Regions from separate parts of the Homo sapiens genome. Here regions 1 and 3 are each linked to region 2. Evidence: chromatin contacts called from ENCODE Hi-C or POLR2A ChIA-PET data. All regions are on one chromosome and are shown on one strand. The core of a region is the stretch at or near the end of the contact, and the rest is flanking DNA. Distances in the headings are between cores, read along the strand shown. Region 1 holds the start of SEZ6 (seizure related 6 homolog). Region 2 holds the start of FAM222B (family with sequence similarity 222 member B). Region 3 holds the start of PIPOX (pipecolic acid and sarcosine oxidase).

Region 1 (4,942 bases), core at 2,035-4,534, 160 kb after region 2:
AGAATCCAGCACCTACCAAGGAGTCTGCAGGAAGCAGCAATTACCATTTTAGGTTAAGGCAGCCCTCGTTTGTTAACCCTTGCAGCACTAGGGCTCCTGGAAGCTGAGTCGTCCTTCCTCTCTTTTCTCCTCCAGACCTTCCCTTCCAGACATCATCCCTCAGTTCTTGGCAGAGTGAGTAACCCAGACTAGCCATCCCCAGGCCCCCTCTATCACCACATTCTCAAGTGGAGCTCAGAGAGGTGGAGCAGCAGGTCCAAGGTCACACAGCCATGGAGGCAGCCTCCATTCCTGAGACCCAACCTTACCCCAGTCTCAGCGGCTTCCACCTTCATAATCTCCCTAGGCCACATTCACACATGCAGAGTTTAATTAACTTTATTGATATTCAGAAATTAGGAGAATGACTAAAGGTAATTGCTCATTAAAAATCATTAAACTGACACAGCAGGCTCGGCACACGCAGCCCCTTCAACACCGCTTTTTCCTCCACTGTGGCTGGATGGCCCAGGCACCCCACACAGCTTGGGAAGATACCCCGTGGCCCAAGACGCCCCTGATGCCTGACGCCAATCAAGACTTGGAGGCTGCAGAAGGGAATAGGGGACTGAGCCTGTGAGCTTGGGCCAAGCCCAGCACGATTTTGCCCTACCTCCGCAGCCTCGGCATACCAGGCCTTCCAAGGCATCTGGGCCGTGCCTGGCTACATCCTGCAGTCTGCATCCTGCCTATGAGCAAAGCTCTGAGGGCCTCATCAGAGAGGTGGCGGGGCTGAAAGGCTGAGGGATGCACCCCTCGGGCCGAAAAGGCTCATAGCCTGAGGTCTTTGCTCCTTTAGGCTCGCCTTCACAAAGCTAAAGTGCCCAGGAACCCCGGGATGGCCAAATGCGCTGCTCCCCACTGAGATGACTCACTATCCCAATGGTTGGGACCTCCAGTCCAGCCGAGGAGAGAGGAGCCTCTGGCTACCCAGCTCTGACATCCCAGCCCTCTCATCCTCAGGCTTGGCACTTCGGGGCTGCCTCTTCGTCTCCCTTGGGGAGTGAAAATAGAGGTCTTTCCCAACAGCCAGACTCCTACCCCACATATCCCACTGGCAGGTGCCTCCATGGGCACTGGAGATCCTGATAGTCAGGAAGGGACACTGCCCAGGGACACACAGACTTGAGGCCACAGAGTGAGCAGATTCCTCCTAACACTCACACCCACATCCCCATCAGGGCTGGTGGGACTCCTGGCCACACCAGCCTTCCTCCTGGATTCCCACAGTCTCACTCTAGCCCTGCAGGGAGCTCTCTGGCTGAGGCTGCACCCACACACTAGTGGCCTCACACAGTCCTCACACCCATTCACTGCTGACCCCTCACCCAAGATTCGGACCACTTGAAGTGCAGACACACTGGGACTGGCTCCTCTAGTCATGCAGGGCCCTGATTACTCTCACATTCAGACCCACAAACTCACACACAAGGCCTTGACTAACTGCCAGGGGACAGACACAGGCCCTGCGCCCCAGGGGAGCTGTCCAGCGCCAGGACCCATCAGGACCCAAGATAGGTTCGGAATTCCTAGGGACATCCCCAGGCAGCTAGGCAGGGATTCACACTTCTCCTTCCCGGTCTTCATCCCTGGGGTGGGTCTTGCAGGACTCTTCCCCTCTCCCCAGAACGTGAGCACACGGTTTCAAGTTCTGGGCGCTGCCGGAGGATCCAGCATGGGCAGCCCGGTAGCGGGGTGAGGACACTGGGCTGTGTGCAAGTGGAGCTAGAGGCTCAGAAAAAGGCTTCTGCGTCTCCGGGGCCACAGTTTTTCTTCCTGGATGAAGAAAACTGCCGTCCGGGGGCCCAGCCTGTCCCTGGCCGCGCTGCCTTGACCTCGGCAGCGGCCTGGAAAGATCGAGCAGGGAGGTTAGAAACTCCCACCCTCACACTTCACATCAGGCCCTTCAAACCATATGGCAAGGGATGGCAGGTCTCAACTCCAAGTGCGGTTCTGCCGACCCTACCAGCCTACTGCAGCGGGAGAAGGACGTGGGTGCCAGTAGCTTCCATGAGAGCTTGTTTGAGCCAGGACGGCAGGTCCAGACAAGACTCTTCCCCGAGGCACGGAACCCCTATCCTCTCCCCAACACTCCCTTGCCGCTCACACCATGGCCAAGCTTCCCTCTACCCAAGACCGACGAAGTTGGGGACCAGACTCCTAGAGGGGGCGCGGGGATTCTCAGGGTGTGGGGAACAGGTCCTCCAGAGACAAATCTGCCTTGCAGGTGGGGAGTGGACCAGGGCCGGGCAGGAAGGCAGGCCGGGAGGGAGGCAGAGCTCGGGGCAGTGGTGTGTGTGTGTGTGTGTGTGTGTGTGTGTGTGTGTGTGTACAAGGAAAGGACTTTGGGGAGGACAGAGTCTCTATCCCAGGATCTCCGCTGCTGCAGCCGAGGGCAGAGCCAGGAGCCAGATAGGGGGTCCAGGCCCTTGGAGTTTCTCTCTAGAATTGTGCTCTAGGTCCCGACTCTGGCGTGGCAGCGCCAGGGCATGGGGAGGTGAGCGAGGTCCCAACCCCGGGTCCGGCCGCCATCCGGCCCCGTCTCCCCTCAGTAAGAACACTAGAGGCCCTGGAACCGGCGGCAAAGTCGAGCGAAGTTTGGCGGGCGGCAGGGGAAGCGGGACCACGGGCCGCCAGCTGGACCGTCCCGACTCACTGCCTTGCGCCCCCCGGCACGCGCCCCAGCACCCTGAGATGCCTAGAGTGTGGCGAGGTAGCGCGCGGGTGAGCGCGTGTGTGCGGGGAGTGGGTGGCGTGATGAATTGCATCAGAGAAATCCCATTAGATCTGGGGAGATGATTAAAGACGAGGTCTCGGCCGGGCGCGAATGGCGGGAGCCGCGGCAGCTTCCCGCCCGCGAAGCCCGCGCCCCGCCCGGCTTGGCCGGCGCCGGGGGCAGCGCAGCCGGCGGGGCGCGGTGCTTGGACTGGGCAGCCAGATGCCCGAAGCTGGGCACCGGGTCTCCCTTCCCACCCCTGGGGCCCCGCTCCCGCCCCCGTCCTGCCGCCGGATGCCGGGGTCCCTTACCGTGAGCCAGGAGCGCCAGCAGCGAGGGCAGGAGCAGCAGGGCTACCGGGCGCATGGTGCTGGTTGCGGCCGCGCCCTGGGCTGGGACCGCGGCGGGAGGGCGGGGGGCTTGGTGGGGCTTGGGCGCGGGGGCAGAGCCGGGTCCGGCCGGGTAGAGGGAGCGGGGCCGCAGCCGTCACCGCCGCTGCCGCCGCCAGCGCCTGACAGAATCAGCACCACGGCCAGCGCCTGGCGACGGCGCCGGGGATCGCCGAGCGGGGCTGGGGGCGGGGGCGCGGGAGGAGCGGCTTACCGTAAAGTCTCATGCAAAGGCGCAGAGACCCAGGGGCAGGAGCCCAGGCTCCCGCTCCACCGCGACTGCCCTACTCATGTGGGCACACGGCCCCTGCCCTTCTGCGCTGCCCACCCCCAGCCAAGCATGCCACCCTCTTTCCCGTTAACGGCCTGCTAAGGAACCTCAATTAATAGCTCACTGTAGCCTTCTGATTCTCCATGAGAAAGAGCAACACTTTCCCCACCCCTCTCCACCCAATCCTGGTACCTGAGGGCGTCAAGGGTGACCTGGGAAGACATCCGAGAGTGAGGCAGCTGGTGAGGCCCGCGTGCCCTTGTGGCAGTTCCGTCTTGGGACGATAATGAAGATGGCTTTTGAGCGTACAAAGGATAATAAATTATTACTTTGCGCTCAATAAATGCCAGGGCTCCAGGCAGCTGCATCAGCAGCAAACTGTGCTCACAGAAAAGCTTAATTATCCTGATATTATAGTTAAAAGCCAGTGGCACTCGCATCCTGGGGAGACATTCTTCACTTGGCAGGAGGCAACCTGGGCCAAGCTGTGGGCAGCTGAAGGTAGTATCCTGGGTCCCCACGTAGCCCTGGGTCTCCAGGACTCTGCCTTGGCCCCTCTGCAGGACCAGAGAAGCCACAGTGACAGTCGATACAGACCCTTCATGCCATCTCTGCCCAGGTTTCTGGAATTGGTGGAGAAAATGGCATAGGCATGAGAGAGGGTTTCCTAGAGCTGTTATTTTATTTTATTTTATTATTGTTTTTAGAGACAGGGTCTCTGTTGCTTAGGCTGGAAATGCAGTGGCACAATTATATTAATAGCTCACCCAAACTCCTGGGCTCAAGAGATCCTCCCACTTCAGCCTCTCAAGTAGCTAGAACTACAGGCATGCACCCCCAAGCCTGGCTAATTTTTAAATTTTTTGCAGAGATAAGGTCTCATTATGTTGCCCAAACTGGTCTTGAAATCCTGGCCTCAAGAGATCCTCCCGCCTTGGCCTCCCAAAGTGCTGGGATTACAGGCATGAGCCACTGTGCCCTACGGCTGTTTTAGATAGAGACTTGAAGGAGGCCCAGGGGTGTAGCCTGTACTATTAAAGGCATGGAAAAATAACTTTCCAGGGCCCTGCTTGGGCTGAGGAGCCCCAGTGAGTCACAGGACAGCAAGGGGGCAGTCACAGCTGTGCCATCCTGAGGCTGCTCTTTAAAGGCAGGGGCTCATGGATGGGCTCACTTGAAGAGCTTTAATGGGTACAATGGGACAGGATCCTATGGCTGATGTTATTATTCCCTGTAGAGGAATAGGAGGGCTGAACTCCCTATTGCCCCTGGGAGAAGGGCAGTTTTTTGTTTAGTTTCTTTTTACATGAACTTGGTTGCTCTCCAAAGCTTCCAGACTCCAGTCATTGTCCAGTGTCCTTCCTGACCCTCATCCTGGAAGCAGGTGGTGAAATTTCTGCTCAAGTTCCTTAGAGAGTGTTTTGGTCCTCTTGACCAGAGTCTCCCAACTCTGCTGGTTGGATTCTCTCCAGACCCTCTTCTTGTGGGCTCTGGGGAGCTGTGATGACTGCTGTAAAGAGTCCCAGG
Region 2 (4,701 bases), core at 404-2,903:
CTACAAAAATTAGCCAGGCGTGGTGGTGGGCATTTGTAATCCCAGCTACTCAGGAGGCTGAGACAGGAGAATCGCTTGAACCCGGGAGGCGGAGGTTGCTGTGAGCCGAGATGATGCCACTGCACTCCTGCCTGGCGACAGAGCGAGACTCCGTCTCAAAAATAAAATAAAATATAATAAACAAATTATATTTTCACATCCCTCACTGGGCAGCCCTCCCAGCTTGTCTCAAACTAGTTTTCTTAACTCTTTTTTCCAGACGGAGTCTCGCACTGTCACCCGAACTGGAGTGCAATAGCACTATCTCGGCTCACCGCAACCTCTGCCTCCCGGGTTCGAGTGATTCCCCTGCCTCAGCTTCCCAAGCAGCTGGGATTACAGGCGCCCGCCACCACACCCGGCTGATTTTTTGTATTTTTAGTAGAGACGGGATTTCACTACGTTGGCTAGGCTGGTCTCCAACTTCTGACCTCGTGATCCGCCCGCCTCGGCCTCCCAAAGTGCTGGGATTACAGACATGAGCCACTGCACCCGGCCTTTTCTCAACTCGTTAAAGCACATTAGTGCCAACTGTGTTATAAGGCAACATGAGTTAGCTATGTTCAGAAAATATTTTAATAGATTGGCCCTCCATCCTTTCGGGTGAGGAGCTGCAAACCGTTTGTAAAAACGCCGGAGTACGGTATTTTTCCTACAGAAGTCTGATGGCTAATTTATCACATTACAGAACTGGTAGTTCTGCACATGGTCTGCTGTGCCCATAAAGAAAGCACATATGTGTCTACTGAGGTTTTACAAACAATACGCTTCTTATCTTAACAGAGAAATCAGTCATTCCATTAACAACGGTAAGGTCTAAATTCCACTAACATTGTTGGTGATACATTAACATCAACATAGTACTTACAATTCACAATTTGCATAAACAATCTCAATTACATAGGTGATGCTTGCAATAGCCCGTTTGAAGCATGACATCTTCCTGGTGTTCAGAAAGGTTAAGTGGGACCTGCCCAAGGTTACCTAACAGCTTTATCAATGGTGGACTTCCTTTCGAACCTGCCTGACTCTAAGCCCCTAGCTCTTTTCCCTAGACCCCTCCCGGCTTTCAAAAGAGGGTTCCCGACTCCCATCCTCTACCCAGAGCAGCCTATTACTCCGGGAGACCGACCCTTCCCCTGCCTGGTTCAGAGGTGGCTTCTTAAGCTCCAGCAGAGCTTTCATCCTCCACCACCCTCCCCCCGCAATCATTCTCTGAAAGAAGCGGAAAGGAGAGGCGACCAAAAGCTCCTGGAGGAAGGGATGATACAAATGGGCTGCTTCACTCCACAGCACGCAACCCCGTCCCCCTCCACCAAGCTGTCCAGCTCTGCGGCCGGCGACCGGGCCACCCGTGCCCCAAATTCTCCCATCATCACCTCAAACTGTACCTCCCCCACGCCCTTCCGTCTCCCACAGTCAGAGCCCACCCCACAAAGTCATGTATCCTTCCGCTAAGTTACCCTCTTCCCACGCGTTGTCCACTCCCCCTCCACCACTACTCACGGTCGGTGACTGGGCCCGGCCCTCATGGCTGCTCCTTTGCCGCCCGCCGCCCGCCGCCACCACTTCTCCACTGCCCGGCCCCTCAGTCACCGGCGCAGCTGTGGGGACTACCCGGAGCCGCTCCTGCGCCTGCGCAGCGTGTAGCGCCTGGGCCCTTTCGGGCCGCACGCGCCTGCGCAGCCCCTGCCGGGGGCGTCTTCCTCAGTGCCTGATGGTCTGGACCCCTGGGTCTCTAGTGGACATGGGAGCTGGCCTTGAAGAATTCTGAGGCTTAGAGAATTTGGCGGCTGCCTCAGGGTACGCCTCTGGAGTACCGTGCCTAGGTTACTAAACCCTTGGATCGCGCTTCCCCAAGGAGCCACAGACTTACTGGCTCTTCCAGAATTCTGCATCCTACTTGCACTTAAAGGCCTGAATTCAGGTGCTCTGAGGTGACCACTGATGATAAATTTGGGTCTTTTTTTTTTTTTTTCTGAGTCGAAGTTTCGCTCTTGTTGTCCAGGTTGGAGTGCAATGGCGTGATCTCGGCTCAAACAACCTCCGCCTCCCGGGTTCAAGCGATTCTCCTGCCTCAGCCTCCCGAGTAGCTGGGATTACAGGCATGCACCACCACGCCCAGCTAATTTTGTATTTTTAGTAGAGACGGGGTTTTATCATGTTGGTCAGGCTGGTCTCGAACTCCCGACCTCAGGTGATCCACCCACCTCAGCCTTCTAAAGCGCTGGGATTACAAGCATGAGCCACCGCGCCCAGCCTGGGTCTTTTTTTTTTTTTTTTTTTTTTGAGACGGAGTTTTGCTCTTGTTGCCCAGGCTGGAGTGCAGTGGCGCGATCTCAGCTCACTGCAACCTCCGCCTCCCGGGTTCAAACGATTCTCCTGCCTCAGCCTCCTGACTAGCTGGGATTACAGGCTTGCACCACCACGCCTGGCTAACTTTTGTATTTTTAGTAGAGACGGGGTTTCACCATGTTGGCCAGGCTGGTCTCGAACTCCTGACCTCAGATGATTCGCCCGCCCCGGCCTCCCAAAGTGCTGGGATTACAGGCCTGAGTCACCATGCCTGGTAAAATTTGGGTCTCTTTCAAGATGATCGTGTCTAGAATGTATCGGGGGTAATTATGTAAAGGCAGCTTTGCCATCCTAGAATACGCTACTAGCTAGGAGGTGCAATGAAGTCCTGGGGACCTTGTCAAGGAGGTGACCTCGCCTAGAATGCACTGGGGACACCGCTAAGTTCAGTATGTTTATCAAGCACATGCTGTTTATTGGACAGAAATGTTCTAGGCATCGCGTGTATGCTATTGAGGAATTCGCAGGCAAATAGTCCCCTGCTTTCCAGCTCTCACTGTGAGCCTGGCCCTTTTTCAAACTGGTAAAAGAAAACCACTAAAGTCCAGTGAGGCCCAACTGTCAGTCCCTAGACTACTGTGCTGCTTTGGCATAGCCTGACAAGAGACTAAGCTCAATCGAGTCCTGAGAATTCAACAAAACAGACTTGAAAGCAGCAGGCAAGAGGAGGTACAGGACTAAACTCTCTCCTCATCACCATGGCTCTTTTTTCTCTCTCAACTCCAGCGCTGGTCTCCTCTCTTCAGAGTTTGGACACATAAGGCCCAAGATACAACGTAAGGGGGAAAAAGAGAAGAAAAAAAGACAAGTTGAGTGCTCAATGAGGAATGTTAAAAAAATTTAAATAGGCCAGGTGCAGTGGCTCACGCCTGTAATCCCAGCACTTTGGGAGGCCGAGGCGGGCGGATCATGAGGTCAGGAGATCGAGACCATCCTGGCTAACACGGTGAAACCCCGTCTCACTAAAAATACAAAAAATTAGCCGGGCGTGGTGGCGGGCGCCTGTAGTCCCAGCTACTCAGGAGGCTGAGGCAAGAGAATGGCGTGAACCCGGGAGGCGGAGCTTGCAGTGAGCCGAGATCAAGCCACTGCATTCCAGCCTGGGCGACAGAGCGAGACTCCGTCTCAAAAGAAAAAAAAATTAAAAATAAAGCTGGGCATAGTGACTTATGCTTGTAATCCCAACATTTTGGGAGGCCAGGTTGGGAGGATTGCTTGAGCCCAGGAGTTAGAGACCAGCCTGGGCAACATAGGGAGACTCATCTCTACAAAAAATCTAAAAAATAGTGGCCAGGCAAGATAGCTCATGCCTGTAAACCCAGCACTTTGGGAGGTTAAGGCGGGCGGATCACTTGAAGCCAGGAATTCGAGACCAGCCTGGCCAACACGGTGAAACCCTGTCTCTACTGAAAAAATACAAAAATTATCTGGGCATGGTGGCATGCACCTGTAGTCCCAGCTACTCAGGAGGCTGAGGCAGGAAAATCGCTTGAACCCAGGAACGGAGGTTACAATGAGCCGAGATCGCACCACTGCACTCCAGCCTGGATAACAGAGTGAGACTCCATCTCAATTAAAAAAATAAATAGGGCCGGGCGCGGTGGCTCAGGCCTGTAATCCCAGCACTTTGGGAGGTCGAGGTGGGCGGATCACGAGGTCAGGAAATCGAGACCATCCTGGCTAACACGGTGAAACCTCATCTCTACTAAAAATATAAAAAATTAGCCGGGCATGGTGGCGGGCCCCTGCAGTCCCAGCTACTTGGGAGGCTGAGGCGGGAGAATGGCGTGAAGCCCGGAGGCAGAGCTTGCAGTGAGCCAAGACGGTGCCACTGCACTCCAGCCTGGGGACAGAGCGAGACTCCATCTCAAAAAAAAAAAATACAAAAATACAAAAAAATTGGCTGGGCGTGGTGGTGGGCGCCTGTAGTCCCAGCTACACGGGAGGCCGAGGCAGGAGAATGGCATGAACTGGGAAGCGGAGCTTGCAGTGAGCCGAGATCGCGCCACTGCACTCCAGCCTTGGCGACAGAGCGAGACTCTGTCTCAAAAAAAAAAGGAAAAAAAGAAAAAATAAATAAATAGGCCAGGCACAGTGGGTCACACCTGTAATCCCAGCACTTTGGGAAGCCGAGGTGGGCAGATCATAAGGTCAGGAGATCGAGACCATTCTGGCTAACACGGTGAAACCCCATCTCTACTAAAAATACAAAAAATTAGCCGGGCATGGTGGCGGGTGCCTGTAGTCCCAGCTACTTGGGGGGCTGAGGTGGGACAATCAATTGAACCCGGGAGGTGGAGGTTGTAG
Region 3 (4,549 bases), core at 1,021-3,520, 200 kb after region 2:
CCCAGACTGGTCTCAAACTTCTGGCCTCAAGTGATTCTCCCGCCTCGGCCTCTCAAAGTGTTGGGATTACAGACGTGAGCCACTGTGCCCAGCCTCAGTGTCTTTGTATACCAGGGGTGTTGCTTTGGGTAAGATAGAATCTCTCTAAGCCTTCACGTCTTCAGCCATTAAGTAATATTTTGGTTATGGCTGTGTAAAAAACCTCCCCAAAATGTTGTGGCTGAAAACAACAACCATTTTATTCTGTTTCATGGTTTTGTGGATCAGGAATGAAGCTTGACTGGGTGATTCTTCTGCACTATGCAGCATCAATTGGGTCACTTGGTACTATTTGGCTGGTGCTAGGCTGGGCTGGAGGAACCAAGATGACTTCACTTTTCTTTGAGACAAGGTCTTGCTATGTTGCACAGGTTTGTCTGGAACTCCTGGCCTCAAGCGATCCTTCCTGACTCAGCCTCCCAAACCAAGATAACTTCATTCTTATATAGAGTTCTCCACCTGGTCCCAGGTCCTCTCCATGTGAACTCTCCCATAGGGTGCCTGCACTTCTAACATGGTGGCTCAGGGCTCAGAGAGTAAGGGCTCCTTGGCCAGGTGCGGTGGCTCATGCCTGTAACCCCAGCACTTTGGGAGGCCGAGGTGGTCGGATCATGAGGTCAGGAGTTCGAGACCAGCCTGGCCAATATGGTGAAACCCCGTCTCTACTAAAAATATGAAAAATTAGCTGGGTGTAGTGGCGCTCGCCTGTAGGCCCAGCTACTCGGGAAGCTGAGGCAGAAGAATCGCTTGAACCCACGAGTCAGAGGTTGCAGTGAGCCAAGATAGTGCCACTGCTCTCCTGCCTGGATGACAAAACGAGACTCCCTCTCAAAAAAAAAAAAAAAGTAAGGGCTCCAACATAAGAAGAGGAAGCTGCCAGTCTCTTTAGGGCTGTGCCAGAAAGTGTCATGGTATCACTTTTGCCATATTTTATGGGTCAAGCAGTCACAGAGTCTGTGATAGAAGGAGTGAAAAAGAATTTGGGGCCATCCTTAATCTGCCAAAAGTAGGCATAAAAATACTCCTAAGCCAGGTGCAGTGTCTCACACCTGTAATCCAAGCTTTTGGGAGGATGAGGTGGGAGGATTGTATGAGTCCAGGAGTTCGAGACCAGCCTGAGCAACACAGTGAGCCCTCGTCTCTACAAAAAATAAACAAAATTAGCTGAGCATGGTGGCATGCGTTTGTAGTTTCAGCTACTCGGGCGGCTGAGGTAGGAGGACCCCTTGAGCCCAGGAAGTGGAGGCTACAGTGAGCCGAGTTCGTGCCACTGCACTCCAGCCTGCGTGACAGTGAGATCCCAGAGATCCTCTCAAAAACCAAAACTTCAAAAACAAAAACCCGCAGAAACTCCTAGGGCTATGAGGAGTAAATGAGATAACTCATGCAGAGGCAAATTTACCATGAAGCAAATGAAACTTCAACCATGGGGGTCCTTAATTGAACAGTTTCTTCCACATCCGGGCATCTAATTTTGTATTAATAATTCTCCTTTTTTCTTTTTCTCAAAGAGTACCCTCGAACTGTATGACAATCAAGCCCTACCCAAATGCCAGTATCAGTACTTACTAAGCATACTGCCTGGGACAGAGAGATGCTCAACACGGGGCCCCTCCAGGCACTGGGCTGGCCTGGTCCCCTCTCTGTGGCTGAGGAGAGGGCTCCTCCTCTCACTCTGCCCTTTCTGTCTTTTCAGGATCATTTCTTCTTTCTTCAAAATGAAAGTAAAACATGCTGGGAATAATTTCATAATTACAAAACTGCCCTCCCAATTGGCCCCTGCCTCTACCCCCTGACCTCACCACCCACCAGGGAGGTGGGTCTTATTCTGGGCATCGTGCCAAGTTCTTAGCGGGGCCCTCTAGAATCTCTAAAGCAAATCAGGCTGAAGAGGGGAAAACCAGCAGGGGGAGGCAGCATTCCCGGTGCCCAGTATGGTCTAGGAGGCATTGAAATTCCAGGGCCGAAGTCCTGAGACAAAGATCATAATGAGACAGGAAGGTGGCAAAGGAAGGAGCCCATTTGCATGACAATAATTGAGCCAAGAATAGAAAGCCACAGGGATGCAAGGGTGAGGCTGGCGGCTGAGCTGGGCTAAACCTCACAAATCAGACTACCCAGCTCTGCTCCGCAGGGGAAGGGAGACTGAGCCCTGGGCCAGGCTTGGCAGAGAGGGAAGCGGGAGGACACGACCCCAGGGCATTGTGGGAACACTGGCCAGGCTGGACTTTGCCTTCCTCCTCGTCCTTTAGCCGGGAGCCTGTCTTTGCTTGCCTTTGCCTTTGAGGCTCTGTGGCTGTGGGGCTGAGTGGCATCATGGCGGCTCAGAAAGATCTCTGGGACGCCATTGTGATTGGGGCGGGGATCCAGGGCTGCTTCACTGCATACCACCTGGCCAAACACAGGAAGAGGATCCTCCTGCTGGAGCAGGTACTGTGTCCCTTCTGCACCCCCAGCTGTAAGGACTGTCCTACCCTCCTCCCCTGCAGAAGGGTTTTCAGAGCCAGCAGGCTACAGGGCAAGGCCAAAGGGACTGAATCATCAAAAATTCTGTGTAATTTGTATCTTAGCTGCCTAGTGTGTTTCATGGCAATTCAAAGAAGTTTCACATCCCTCATACCCACATTGGGTTTCTAGGCACATTTCCTCTTTCTACTGCTTCCCAGTTCCTGCCCTTGACCAAGCGTCCTAGGCCCTGTTCTCTTCCTTCTCACTACTCTTTCCCTTCTGTGCCCAAATGGTTGATCCCCACCCCAGAAAAATAATTGGTTCTGCTCTAGGTAACCTAAAGTAAAGATAATTTTGCCTAGAGGCAAAGGTTGATTTATCAGCCTAAGAGGTAGGATTCTGTCTTGCATATTCCTGGCCTCTCACACCAGAACCCAGCAGAAGCTTCTGTTTTTTTTTTTTATTTTTTATTTTTTGCCACCTCCAGATAATAGCAGCCTCCTTGTTTGACACATGATAAGTGAGACTGAGGCCTTATTTTTCCTGCTACGCAGTGCAGTCTGCAGTGACCACTGCATATGTGGGTGGGCCCTGTGTGTCTGCAGGGTCCTTCGAGGACAGGGCCACCCAGCTATCCACTGCAGTGGACTCTCCCTTTCCATTCTGCCTGCAGCTACCCAGGCTGGCTATGGTTTGCTCTTCTTGGTAATGAGCCAGAGTAGTTAGAAACCTTCTTCATTTCTCTATCAGTTTTCTCAAAGCCCAAGGGATTCCTGGTTCATCCTCTCAGGAAACTCATTGTTGCTGAATCCTGAGGTGGTTCTCTTACCCTGAGTGATCTGTAGCCACAGAGAAATAAAGTCAGCATCAGTTTCCTTGTTCATAAAATGAAGGGGCTGGAGTAGTTGAACTGGAAGGTTTTTTCTAATTTTGCTTCTTTGTGAATCTAAGTGAGGTGAGATTGCAGCAGGATGGTTGAAGACTAGCTAACAAAAGAACTTCTGGATGTGAACAACGTTAGCAAAAAGGAAGCCTAAGTTAGTGCTATTGAAGAACTTCTATCTTGATTGCCAAGTCAGTAAATTGGTCATAAAGAGAGAATTTGGAAAGATTGTGTGAATTTTTTTTTGTGGGGGGACAGGATCTCACTCTATTGCACGGGCTGGAGTGCAGTGGTACTATCATAGTTCACTACAGCCTCAAACTCCTGGGCTCAAACAGTCCTCCTACCTCAGCCTTCCAAGTAGCTGGGACTACAAGTGCCACCACACCTGATAGTTTTTAAATTTTTGAGAAGACTGGGTCTTGCTATATTGCCTAAGCTGGTCTTGAATTCCTGGGCTCAAATTATCTTCCTGTGCATAATCCTTCCCCAGATTGTGTGGAAATATTTGAAGGATAAATGGCTCCTGGTTGACAGCACATGCTGATATGGCTCTTAACAGGGGATGCAGTGTGAGGGGTAATGGCTTCCATCATCTCTCTTGTTTTCCACTTCCAGTTCTTTCTACCACACTCCCGAGGAAGCTCCCATGGACAAAGCCGGATAATCCGAAAGGCGTACCTGGAAGACTTTTACACCCGGATGATGCATGAGTGCTATCAGATATGGGCCCAGCTGGAGCACGAGGCTGGAACCCAATTGCACAGGTGGGCTGTGGGAGGAATTCCTTGAATCGTGGGGCTCTGCACCTGCAGGTACTTTTAGTGTGTGAAGTGGCAGCGCCATGGAACATTTGGAATGCAATGGGAGGGACACAAGGCCTCAAGAAGTACCAGATGCATGGAAGAGTTCTGCTGTCATGGTGGTCACCCCACAGGTCCAGCTGACTCTGGCCAGGCTCTGCGTTGCAGGACTGGGTTCAGACCATGTGTCCAAGGCTAGCAGAAGCAGTACTGGAAAGCCTGCTGGCAAGGCACCGTGTGGCAGATGCCCAGAGTGGACAGGAGTCTGCTGGAGTGTGTATTTTCAACTCTGTGGAGGCCTCTGCAACTCTTTTAGGGCAGGGGTTGAGATAGAGGAGGAGGCTGCTTTCAGGAGGATTCTTTTTTTTTTTTTTTT

The links. A loop is a pair of places that touch in the nucleus more often than their neighbours do. ChIA-PET counts read pairs that join two places held with the same protein, here RNA polymerase II (POLR2A). Pooled maps may share reads with other maps.
Region 1: a loop to region 2 is called in a pooled map, with 2.2 times the contacts of the local background. The contact joins the promoter of SEZ6 here to the promoter of FAM222B in region 2. A Hi-C loop is called at or near these places in 1 of 50 pooled maps. POLR2A ChIA-PET finds 5 or more read pairs at or near these places in 3 of 52 experiments (A673, Panc1 and activated CD4-positive, alpha-beta T cell).
Region 3: a loop to region 2 is called in a pooled map, with 2.7 times the contacts of the local background. The contact joins the promoter of PIPOX here to the promoter of FAM222B in region 2. A Hi-C loop is called at or near these places in 1 of 50 pooled maps. POLR2A ChIA-PET finds 5 or more read pairs at or near these places in 3 of 52 experiments (HEK293T, PC-9 and activated CD4-positive, alpha-beta T cell).

Annotation. Positions count from the first base shown.
Region 1 is chr17:29,002,749-29,007,690 of GRCh38, forward strand. It overlaps SEZ6 (seizure related 6 homolog), which reads right to left and starts at 3,285. Exons shown (of 17, transcript NM_178860.5): 1 at 3,067-3,285. The coding sequence starts at 3,121. The region is part of intron 2 of LOC105371716 (a long non-coding RNA gene); the gene reads left to right. RefSeq lists enhancers at 446-1,072, 1,073-1,697 and a silencer at 3,048-3,231.
Region 2 is chr17:28,841,137-28,845,837 of GRCh38, forward strand. FAM222B (family with sequence similarity 222 member B) reads right to left here and starts at 1,654. Exons shown (of 3, transcript NM_001077498.3): 1 at 1,546-1,654. RefSeq lists an enhancer at 1,233-1,747 and a silencer at 1,433-1,622.
Region 3 is chr17:29,040,871-29,045,419 of GRCh38, forward strand. PIPOX (pipecolic acid and sarcosine oxidase) reads left to right here and starts at 2,271. Exons shown (of 8, transcript NM_016518.3): 1 at 2,271-2,469; 2 at 3,989-4,137. The coding sequence starts at 2,356. RefSeq lists an enhancer at 1,750-2,638.